Regions from separate parts of the Mus musculus genome. Here region 2 is linked to region 1. Evidence: chromatin contacts called from ENCODE POLR2A ChIA-PET data. All regions are on one chromosome and are shown on one strand. Each heading gives the region's core, a stretch centred on a gene start or an enhancer-like site at or near the end of the contact. The rest is flanking DNA. Distances are from core to core; before and after follow the strand shown. Region 1 holds the start of P4hb (prolyl 4-hydroxylase, beta polypeptide). Region 2 overlaps Aspscr1 (alveolar soft part sarcoma chromosome region, candidate 1 (human)).

Region 1 (4,548 bases), core at 757-3,256:
CAATAGTTCAAAGCCCCGTGTGTTGAGCAAAGCACTTGCCTCCTCCTCCTCATTGGTCAATCACCAGATAACTCAGCCAGCAGGCTACTCAGGTCATCACAGATGTGACACTTCCTGTGAAGTACTCCAAAGGAGGAACTTTCCCCAGCTCCCACATGCAAGAGTTGATATAGAACCCACTTGAGAACAGGGCCTCTCCCTGCCTTTTTTCCCCCACCTGTGGGTTTGCTCCCAAAGCCTACACAGTTATTAAAGGGCAGTTCTAGGGTCACACCTGTATATTCCTTTGGGGAGGCTGTGTCTCCATTCTTGAAGAACTTGATTGTGGGGTAGCCACGGACACCATACTGCTGAGCCAGGTCAGACTCTTCTGTGGCATCCACCTTTGCTAGTCGAATCTCAGAGCCTTCTGCCTTCAGTTTTGCGGCAGCTTTGGCATACTCGGGAGCCAGAGCTTTGCAGTGGCCACACCACGGGGCATCTGTAAAAGAAACCAGGACATTGGAAGGTAGTCCTCTATCCAGGTCTATTTCTTCCCTTTGTACTTCCTTTCATAAAAACCTTATCAGCATACCAAGATAACCCCTCTTAATGCAGTCAAGAGACTGCACTGATAGCTGGTGCTCTTGGGCAATATGAGGACAGAGGCCACGAGTGACAAACCAACCCCAATCCCTACTTTGCCCTGTGACCACCAGCACTGTAAAATCATCCTTGACTTGTAACTTCGTACTGCCCCCAGCAATCAGGGTCAGTGTATACCTGGGGTTTACCACTCAGAATCTAGGAAAAGTTAAAAGGTTGCTGGGCCAGCACTATATGTAGCAAGTACGTGTCCAGATGCCTATCCAAAGCTGTTCTTTCTACTATGGGAATGTGACAATCTGTCAAGGCAACCTGGCAGCTGTGTTGGAGCTCACACACTTGTAAGCAGAAGTAAAGGCTTAGATCTGGCTTGCTTCCCGGTATACGGCAAGTTACAGGTAGGGTGGGCATAGTAAAGAGCGTTTGATCTACTCTATCGGAACTGCTAACTGCTCACACAGCCCACTCTGTTTTTCCCAGCTAACAGAAGGTTCTGGCCATGTGGACGTCGTGCACAAAGATACCTTCTTGATTCTCAATCCCGCAGTCCCCCTCAATGAGCTCTGACTACAACGACTTCTACTTTGGGTAGGAAGGATGCTCTTGGGACAACTGGAAGCAGAGAAGCTTACAGTAGGTGCTACCCGCGAGGTGCAGCTCTGGACCGGCCAGTCCGTGTTCCGTGGGGCAAGCTGAGGGCTACGGGCCACCGTACTCAAGAGGGGCCGGCCGCGCAGGACAGTGCTGGGTGCCGCAGAGGGCGGCCCGGAGGAGTCCGTGGACAAGGGGCCCTTCCCCCCCCGCCCAGGCCCACGGCGCACTCACAGAACTCCACCAGCAGGTACTTGTGCGCCGCCAGCGCCTCCTCGAAGTTGCTCTTCTTCAACACCAGGACGTTGTCCTCCTCCTCCAGGGCGTCGGCGCCCACCCTAGCCGCCCAGGCCAGGGCTAGGCACAGCAAAGCACGGCTCAGCATGTCGGACGTCTGCAGCGGGCGGGGCAGTTGGGTTGGCGCCGCCGGGACAGCCAAGGCGACGAGAGCGCGCGTCGGTCCAGACCTCGCCTTTATAAATCCTGGGCCGGGGACGCGCCCACGCCTCCCCCTCGCTGCGCGCGTCAGCCGCCGTGCGCATGCGCCCCGCCGCGCCCTCCGATTGGCCAAGGAGCTGAGAGACCCGCCCTCGCCGTGCGGGGACTGGACACCCACTCAAGGCTGGGCCACCAAGTCGACAAAGACCCGGAGGCCTTTCGGTTCTTGCCTGGGATTGGCCACGGCGCGCGCGCGCGCGCACAAACCCAATGTCCCCCAGCGTCTGATTCGCTGGCGAAAGCCAACTTTCTCTTTCTGGACTTCTGACTGGCGACTTTTCCCACGCCTTCCACACGTCTGGAATGGCTGCGGCTTTCCGCTGCCCGGCCTCGTGGCTCCTGATTGGTGGAGAGATGCGCGTACCCAGCCCGATTCTCCGTCGAACGTGGCAGTGGGCGGAGTCCCGGACCCCTGGGCGGGGCTACGCTTGCGCCTCCGAAGCCCCTCGTGTTGCATTCTGACTGGACCGCGTTTCCGTACTGGCACCGCCCCCAAGTCTCCTCAAGGAAGCCAGGGACGCCACTTCCGGTGCGCGTGCGGCTCGTGCGGTCCCTGCCCAGGTCTTGGGTGACGGACCCTAGTTTCGGGGTCGGTGTTCTGTGCTTTTCTCGGCTGCGGTAGCTGCCAGGCGTGTCCCCACGCCGCGGGCACGTTTCTCGGGCGCCCCGTGGTCGTCCGAGGCTCCTGTCCACCATTCGGAATTCGGTGCCCGAGACCTCTGCGGAAGCTGCTGGGGAAGTGGAGAAAGCAGTCCGTGCCGTCCGCTTTATACTGACCACATGTTGAAATGGCTCTTGAGTTCGTTGGGCTGAATAATAAAAAGGTTTGGCTTCTGTGAATCAGCCTTTCCATTACGTACGAGAGTCACATTTTGTCTCGGTTGGACTTCCTTTTCCAGAATCATCTTCTACTTTGTGTCTCTATCCCTTAGTGACTTGGAACTCATTGTACACAGGCTGGCCTGGAACCCGAGGAAATACTTAAAAGATCTGCACCGGCCCACTGGGTGCTGTAGTTACAGCTGTGAGCAGTCCCTGTCCGTGTTCGGTCCATCTTTCTCTTTCTTTACTGCTCCCCGGCTGTCAACCGACCTGCTCTCCACGCCCAGCCCGGGAGCTCACTCCTAGAAGCATCTTCTTTTTTCACTTCCCACTACGAAAACTATCCTGATTGTCAAGGGTCATTAGAAAAGGCAAACACCCAAATATTAAGTATATAGATTGACTAGTACTACACTGCTCTCAGAAATGGATAAAAAACAAGAAATATGGCATATGGTTTTGTATTTTGATAGTTTTTTTTTTTTTAATTGTTTTTAGTTTTTCAAGACAGTGTTTTCCTGTATAGCCCTGGAACTCGATAGACACCAACCTGGCCTTGGACTCAGAGATCCATTTACCTCTGCCTCCTCAGAGTGCTGGCATCAAAGATGTGTGCCATCACTGCCTGGCAGTAGCTTCTTTAGCAACGTTGTCAATAAGGACATGCATGTATTACCTTTCCTACTAGAAACTCCTCTTATCTAGTGTGAGTTTCTTCCCTTGAAGACCAAGTCCTTTGTGCCCCAACCCATTCAGTGTAGGCAGAGAGGGAGTCAGATCCTGGTCGGAGCTCACTGGGAAACCTTCGAGTATATACGGGATGACTTTGCAGGCCTAGGAGAGCTATGAATGAATTTGCCCTGGAAGAGTACCTAATCTAGCAGCAGCTTGGCTAGGTGCTTGGTTTTTTCTCTGCCTATCTTTAGTGCCTGTACACATTCCTGACTTGGGTACAATAGAAATAGCTTCATATATGATGCTGCTATCTCCCAGTGATTTTTTTAGCTGCCTTGAGCTGTTCTAGAAACCATTATTTGGAACTAGAGACAAAAGAGCGGGCCACTGGTGGCACACCTTTAATCCCAGTATTCAGGAGGTAGAGGCAGTTGGATCTGTGTGTGGCCACCCTGGTCTACAAAGCAAGTTCTAGGACAGCCAGGGTTACACAGAAACCCTGTCTCAAAAAGTGAAAAAAGAGAAGAATGTTCGCTGGTATGGCAGTGTTCCCTTGTAATCCCAGTATTTGAGAGAGGCAGGTGGATTAGCTCTTTCTGTCTTGTTTTTGTGTCTCCCCTGTCCCCCTTCTTTAGCCCTATATATTTTTTTGAAACTCACTATGTAGACTAGCCTGGCCTCTCGAACTTTGAGCAATTGTACTGCCTCTGCCTCCTAAATGACTGGAATTACAGGTATAGTAAAATATACCAGGAGCTGAAGGACAACATGGGCTACTTGAGACCTTGTCTCAAAAAAAAAAAAAAAAAAAAAAAAAAAAGTTTCAGGATTTTGGTAATTAAATGCTAGGCGTGGGATGTTTTGTCTATGGAAGGGAAAAGAACAGGGCAGGGGAGGGAGTTGAGTGTGATAGTTTAAAGACAACTTGCCTTCAGGACCAGGGCTGAGTCTCAGTTTGCCTCTGGGCTCTGTGTCAGACACAGAATGGATAAAGCTCTCAATGCAGGCAGCTGCCATATCCACATAACAGAGTAGGGCTGCTGACGTTGTAGGAACAGAGGGGCAGCTGTGACACTCTCCTGATGATCACAGGATCTTAGACTAAAGAATGTCTTCAAATGTCTACTATCAGGGCTGGAGAGATGACTCAGTGGTTAAGAGCACTGACTGCTCTTCCAGAGGTTCTGAGTTCAATTCCCAGCAGCCACATGGTGTTTCACAACCATCTGAAATGGAATTCAGTGCCTTCTTCTGGTGTGTCTGAAGACTACTACAGTGTACTCATAAATAAAATAAATCTTAAGCCATGCGTGGTGGCTCAGCACTTGGGAGGCAGAGGCAGGTGGATTTCTGAGTTCGAGGCCTGCCTGGTCTACA
Region 2 (4,548 bases), core at 799-3,298, 120 kb after region 1:
AGGAGGCCGGCTTGTAGCTCTAGTTCACTTGCAGGCTGACATAGTGAGTGCGCGCGCACACACACACCATGCCTGTAGCCTTTCCAGCAGCTGGCACAGGGGCCAGCCCTGATCAAAGGCCCTGGTCCTCCTGGGCAGGTCTGGCTGCCCCTGGCCAGTTTGCTCCTCCCCCTCGGGATTTCCTTCTTGTCTGCCTCTCATACCTGCTCACAAAGACTGGCCCTCACCCTCTGCACCCTGGGTTGGTGACTGGTTAGGACTAATGGGACTGGAAGGGGTCTGTCTTGGGTGTGGCACGAGGTTGTTGTGCCAAACTTAGTGAGTTACCCACCTGGACCACTGAATGTGGAGCAGGGCAGGGCACAGCAGGGTGACAGGTGTCTGTGATGACTGGAGTCTTCTTATGCCCATGGGGATGCTGTGATTCTGTTTGCTCTACTCTGCCCTAGGGGTCTCTGTTTCTGTTATCTTTCTTCAGAGGCTAGCTGTGGGCCTGCTGTGCTTGGGTGTTTATGGATAGCCTCAGGCTCTGAGGACCAAGTTCACTTTTGAGAGCTACAGGCCACTCCTTCATTGGAAAGTCTACTGCGGCTTTGCAGTGGCCAACTGAGTGTCTGGTCTTTTGTTTGTTTTGTTTTAAAGTTTTTTATTTGTATTTATTTGTTCGCTTGCTTGCTTGTTTGCTTGCTTGCTTGCTTGTTTTGGGACTAGGGTCTTACTATGGAGCCTTGGCTGGCCTGGAACTTGCTACGTAGACAAAGCTAGTATCAAACTCACAGAGATCTACTTGTCTCTACCTCCTGAGTGCTGGAATTATAGGCACGTGTTACCATGTTATCTCTATTTTCAATAATATGTATACGTGTATAACTGTGTAGGTATGTGTACATCAGTGCAGTACCCACACATGCCAGAAGAGGGCGTTGGGTCTGTGGAGCTGGGGTTCCAGGAGGTTGTGAGTTCTGGAGAATGCACTTGAGTTTTCTGTAAGAGCAGTGCGTGCTGTGCTCTCCCTCCGAGTTCCTTTCTGGTTGTTTTGGCAGGTGCTGAGGCTTCACTGAGAGACTCCAGGGCCTCCTGCTCATTAGGCAGGTGTTGTAGTGCAAGGACCCCAACTTGTTCCACCTCACCTGGGCTCCCAGTTTGTACTGTGAAAGTGTCCAGTGTTCTGTCCTGTCTTGAATATTTATCCTTTATTGTTTGTTTTGACTTTTAAACTTTTACGTGGCCTTGGTTGGCCTGGAACTTACTATGTAGAGCAGGTCGCCTTGACTCAGAGAGGTCCTCTGCTTTTGCTTCCCGAGTGCTAGGATTACCACTAGACCCAACGTAGAGGTTTATCTTTCCTGAGCACTCAGGAGCAGCTGCCAGCCTGGCCAGGCCCTGCCATCCCATCCCTGGTGTAGCCGTTACGTTTAGGGAGGTGAGAGGTGTGCCTGTGATGCTTCGCAGCAGTGCACCAGATGTTCACGTACCACTGCTGCGGCCGAGGGGTGCCATTGCACTCTATTGGTTTATTTGTTTGTTTGTGTTGTTGTTGTTGTTTTGTTTTTGAGACAGGGTTTCCCTGTATAGCCCTGGCTGTCCTGAAACTCACTCTGTAGACCAGGCTGGCCTCGAACTCAGAAATCCACCTGCCTCTGCCTCCCGAGTTGTTTTTTCTCTAAGAGCGGGGTTTTCCTCATACCTTGGTTGTCCGGAACTTGCTCTATAGACCAGGCTGGCCTCAAACTTAGATATTCACCCGTCTCTGCCTCCAGAGTGCTGGAATTAAAGGTGTGCACCATGCCTGGCTGTGCTCTCTTCTTTTAAAAAAGGCTTTGGTCACTTTTTTGAGAAGGAATAATTTATATCCACAGTAGAGAAGCCAAACAGTGAGGAACAATAGACATGAAAATGGGAACCTGCCTAGGAGTGGGTGTGTTAGTGTGCTGGGGTGGCGCTCCGTGGAGGTAGGTATCTTAGAAAGGAGCAGCGCTGCTCTGAGCTGCCCCAAGCCTGAGTCAGTCTGGCACAACTGTGTCCTGCTGTGCTGTCCAGGGCGTTTGATGGTGTCCATGTGCTCAGGCGCCTCCCCCCCTCCTGCCCTCCCTTCCAAGGGTGGCTGAGCCCTGTGAGTAACAGGAGGTTTGGCCTGCATCCCTCTTGTAGTGATTCATGTAAGCTCAAAGCCTCAGGGGAAACGCTTCACATTCCCCTCACCAAAGCCCTTGTCAGCGCCGCAAGCAAAGGGAGCAGGCGGGTGTCGATGGGGAAGCTGGAAACTCTGAGATTGAGGTCACCTCTGAAGAGTGTTCTCATGTTTTCTTCATCTGTCATCTTGTCCTGGAAAATCACTGTCAAAAGAGGAAACTCAAGCAGGCCCATTTCTGATATGAGTAGGGCAATCCTGCGGCCACAAGGCCCTGCGGGGCTGGCCAGGCCAGGCTTCATGGAGTTCTCTTCCTTCTCTGCTTGGAGTGATTCTTTAACCTCTACTTCCCACTCACCCTGGGGTGGCTCCAGCCTGGAGATTGCTTACAGCGGCGCCCACCTGCCTCGCAGGGGCGCTGTTCTACGTGCCTCCTGTGCCCTAGTTCTCAATTGCCTGGGGTCAGATGTGGTGGAATTTATGGACGTGGGATATGGGAGACTACTGCTTTCTGTCCCGGTCAGCTCTTCCTGGCTGTTTCCTGCTCCCCTTGCCTCTTTTCTGGTCAGAGTGCAAGATCCTCACTGCTAGCCAGGACTCGGAATCTGTTGTGTTCCTAGGTTCCCTGGAGTCAGAGCCCTGTGCAGGCTTTAGTAAGGGCTCTTTCACCCCAGTGTCAGTCCATCACAGCCCCACAGGTAGGGAAGACAGGCCACCCACCTTTACCTGTACACTTTTATGCCAGCTCTTCCTAAGGCACTCTCTCAGTAGTCGCATACCAACTGTCATATGCCCTGACCCTGTAGGCTTATTTTGAGGATTTGGGCCTGACATGCATGGGCCTCCTGGGGAAAGGCTCTTTAAGATGCCCTTCACCCTGAGCCCCTATTCTGACGGAACTGGCTTGTCCTTGGGAGTCTCTTGCCCAGGCTTCTCATTGTGCTTCCTAGGAGCCCTTGAGCTTCGCAGCCTCAGCCCAGTGGCTTAGCCTTTTGTGTCCTCCCACAGCACAGGAGGGTTCTAGGACGTTGTCTTGGGTTCCAACCGTTTTCTGTTGGAGGAATGGCAGGACAGGCTTTTCTCTCCTTCAGGTACCAGTGGTGCTCTGGCTGTCTCTCTGGCTTGTCAGGCTTGACTGTCCCTCACAACTGTTCCTGTGTCTTCTCTTTGTCCTCATGTCTCATCTCCAGATATGAGCTCTGTATCCAGAAACATCTCCATAAGTACCTAGGGTGGGAGTCGTGTGTAAGACTGTCGGGATGGCAGATGGGAGCCAGGCTCTGGCAGAGAGAGCATCCTGAGTAAACAGAGGCAGGCATGGCTGGGGGACAGCTGTGTGGCCTCTGCACTGCTGACTGCCCTGCTGCAGCCCCTCCCTGTCCGGTGGCCCTGGATGGAAGCTGTGAGGGAAGACTGTGAGGCTGGTGGAGCTTCTTCACTCTGAGTTCCCTGGCTTCCCCCGCTGCTCCTGGTGGCAGTGTGATGCCTCCGGTCGGCTAGCTGCAGGCCTTGCAAGGTGTCATGGAAGATTCTGGAGCCTTGGACCCTCTGTAGCAGCTCACTTGGCCTGATCTTTGCCAGGAGGTTCCAGTAGACCCTTTTACCTTAGTGCATCTCTCTTGCAGCACAACTGTCCTGAGTAGGCTCTGTGTCCTATCCTTCTGGTCTCGGGGCTCCTGGGGCTTTGTGGTAGACAGTTTTCCTGAGTAGAACATGAAGGTGTCCCAAACAATGAAAGGTACCCATGGAAGCAGCTAGCAAGCCACCATCCTCCCTGATGCTGTTCCTTAGGAAGGTTCCTGAACTGACAGCAAGAGAGTCTGCCTGAGTTCCTCTGGTTTTTGAGCCTGAGTGCCTGAGGCTACATGCGCTTTCAGATCCCAGATTGCCACCGCTTGGCCTGGCCTGGCTGTCCACGGAGACTGTTGCTTAGAGTTCAGGACGTGTTACATTCTGCCTTCTCACTAGAGCCTGGGCAGGCTCATGGCCCCGCTGGAATGTAGGCACTGTGGCTACGGGGGCAGCCTAGCTCTGGGGCAGACTGCCTATGGTGGCTGTTCTGTGGCTGTGGCTTTGAAGGGGGCAGCCCCCTGGGTCCACGGTTAGCCACCCATGGCCCCTGCCCAGGCCTGAGCCAGCCTTTCCTAGCCATGTAGCCCAAGGTCAGATGGGCTCCATGGTTAGAGCAGTATAGTGAAGCTCAGTAGATTGTAGGGATATGGTGTCCATGGACAGGGGCAAGTGAAGGGACTTCCAGGGAGACATCTGAGACAGGTATGCATCAGAGTACAGCCAGTGTGGGAGTACCGAGGGCGAGTACCTTGTCCAGGCAAGGGTCAGCCTCCCTGAGCCTGAAGACGTCTTCAGAATGATGGCACTGCAGCTTGGCCCTGACTTGTGGAAGGCTGCTGGAGGGC

The links. ChIA-PET counts read pairs that join two places held with the same protein, here RNA polymerase II (POLR2A).
Region 2: POLR2A ChIA-PET joins it to region 1 with 11 read pairs in Patski. The contact joins the enhancer-like site here to the promoter of P4hb in region 1. POLR2A ChIA-PET finds 5 or more read pairs at or near these places in 2 of 5 experiments (Patski and embryonic stem cell).

Annotation. Positions count from the first base shown.
Region 1 is chr11:120,571,247-120,575,794 of GRCm38, forward strand. It overlaps P4hb (prolyl 4-hydroxylase, beta polypeptide), which reads right to left and starts at 2,007. Exons shown (of 11, transcript NM_011032.3): 1 at 1,411-2,007; 2 at 275-481. The coding sequence starts at 1,561.
Region 2 is chr11:120,695,828-120,700,375 of GRCm38, forward strand. The region is part of intron 7 of Aspscr1 (alveolar soft part sarcoma chromosome region, candidate 1 (human)); the gene reads left to right. Among named protein-coding and RNA genes, the nearest start is that of Cenpx, 16 kb to the right of the region's middle. Within about 2 kb of position 2,049, at least 1 of the 3 ENCODE cell types and tissues checked has a DNase peak (open chromatin) inside an H3K27ac peak, as active enhancers do.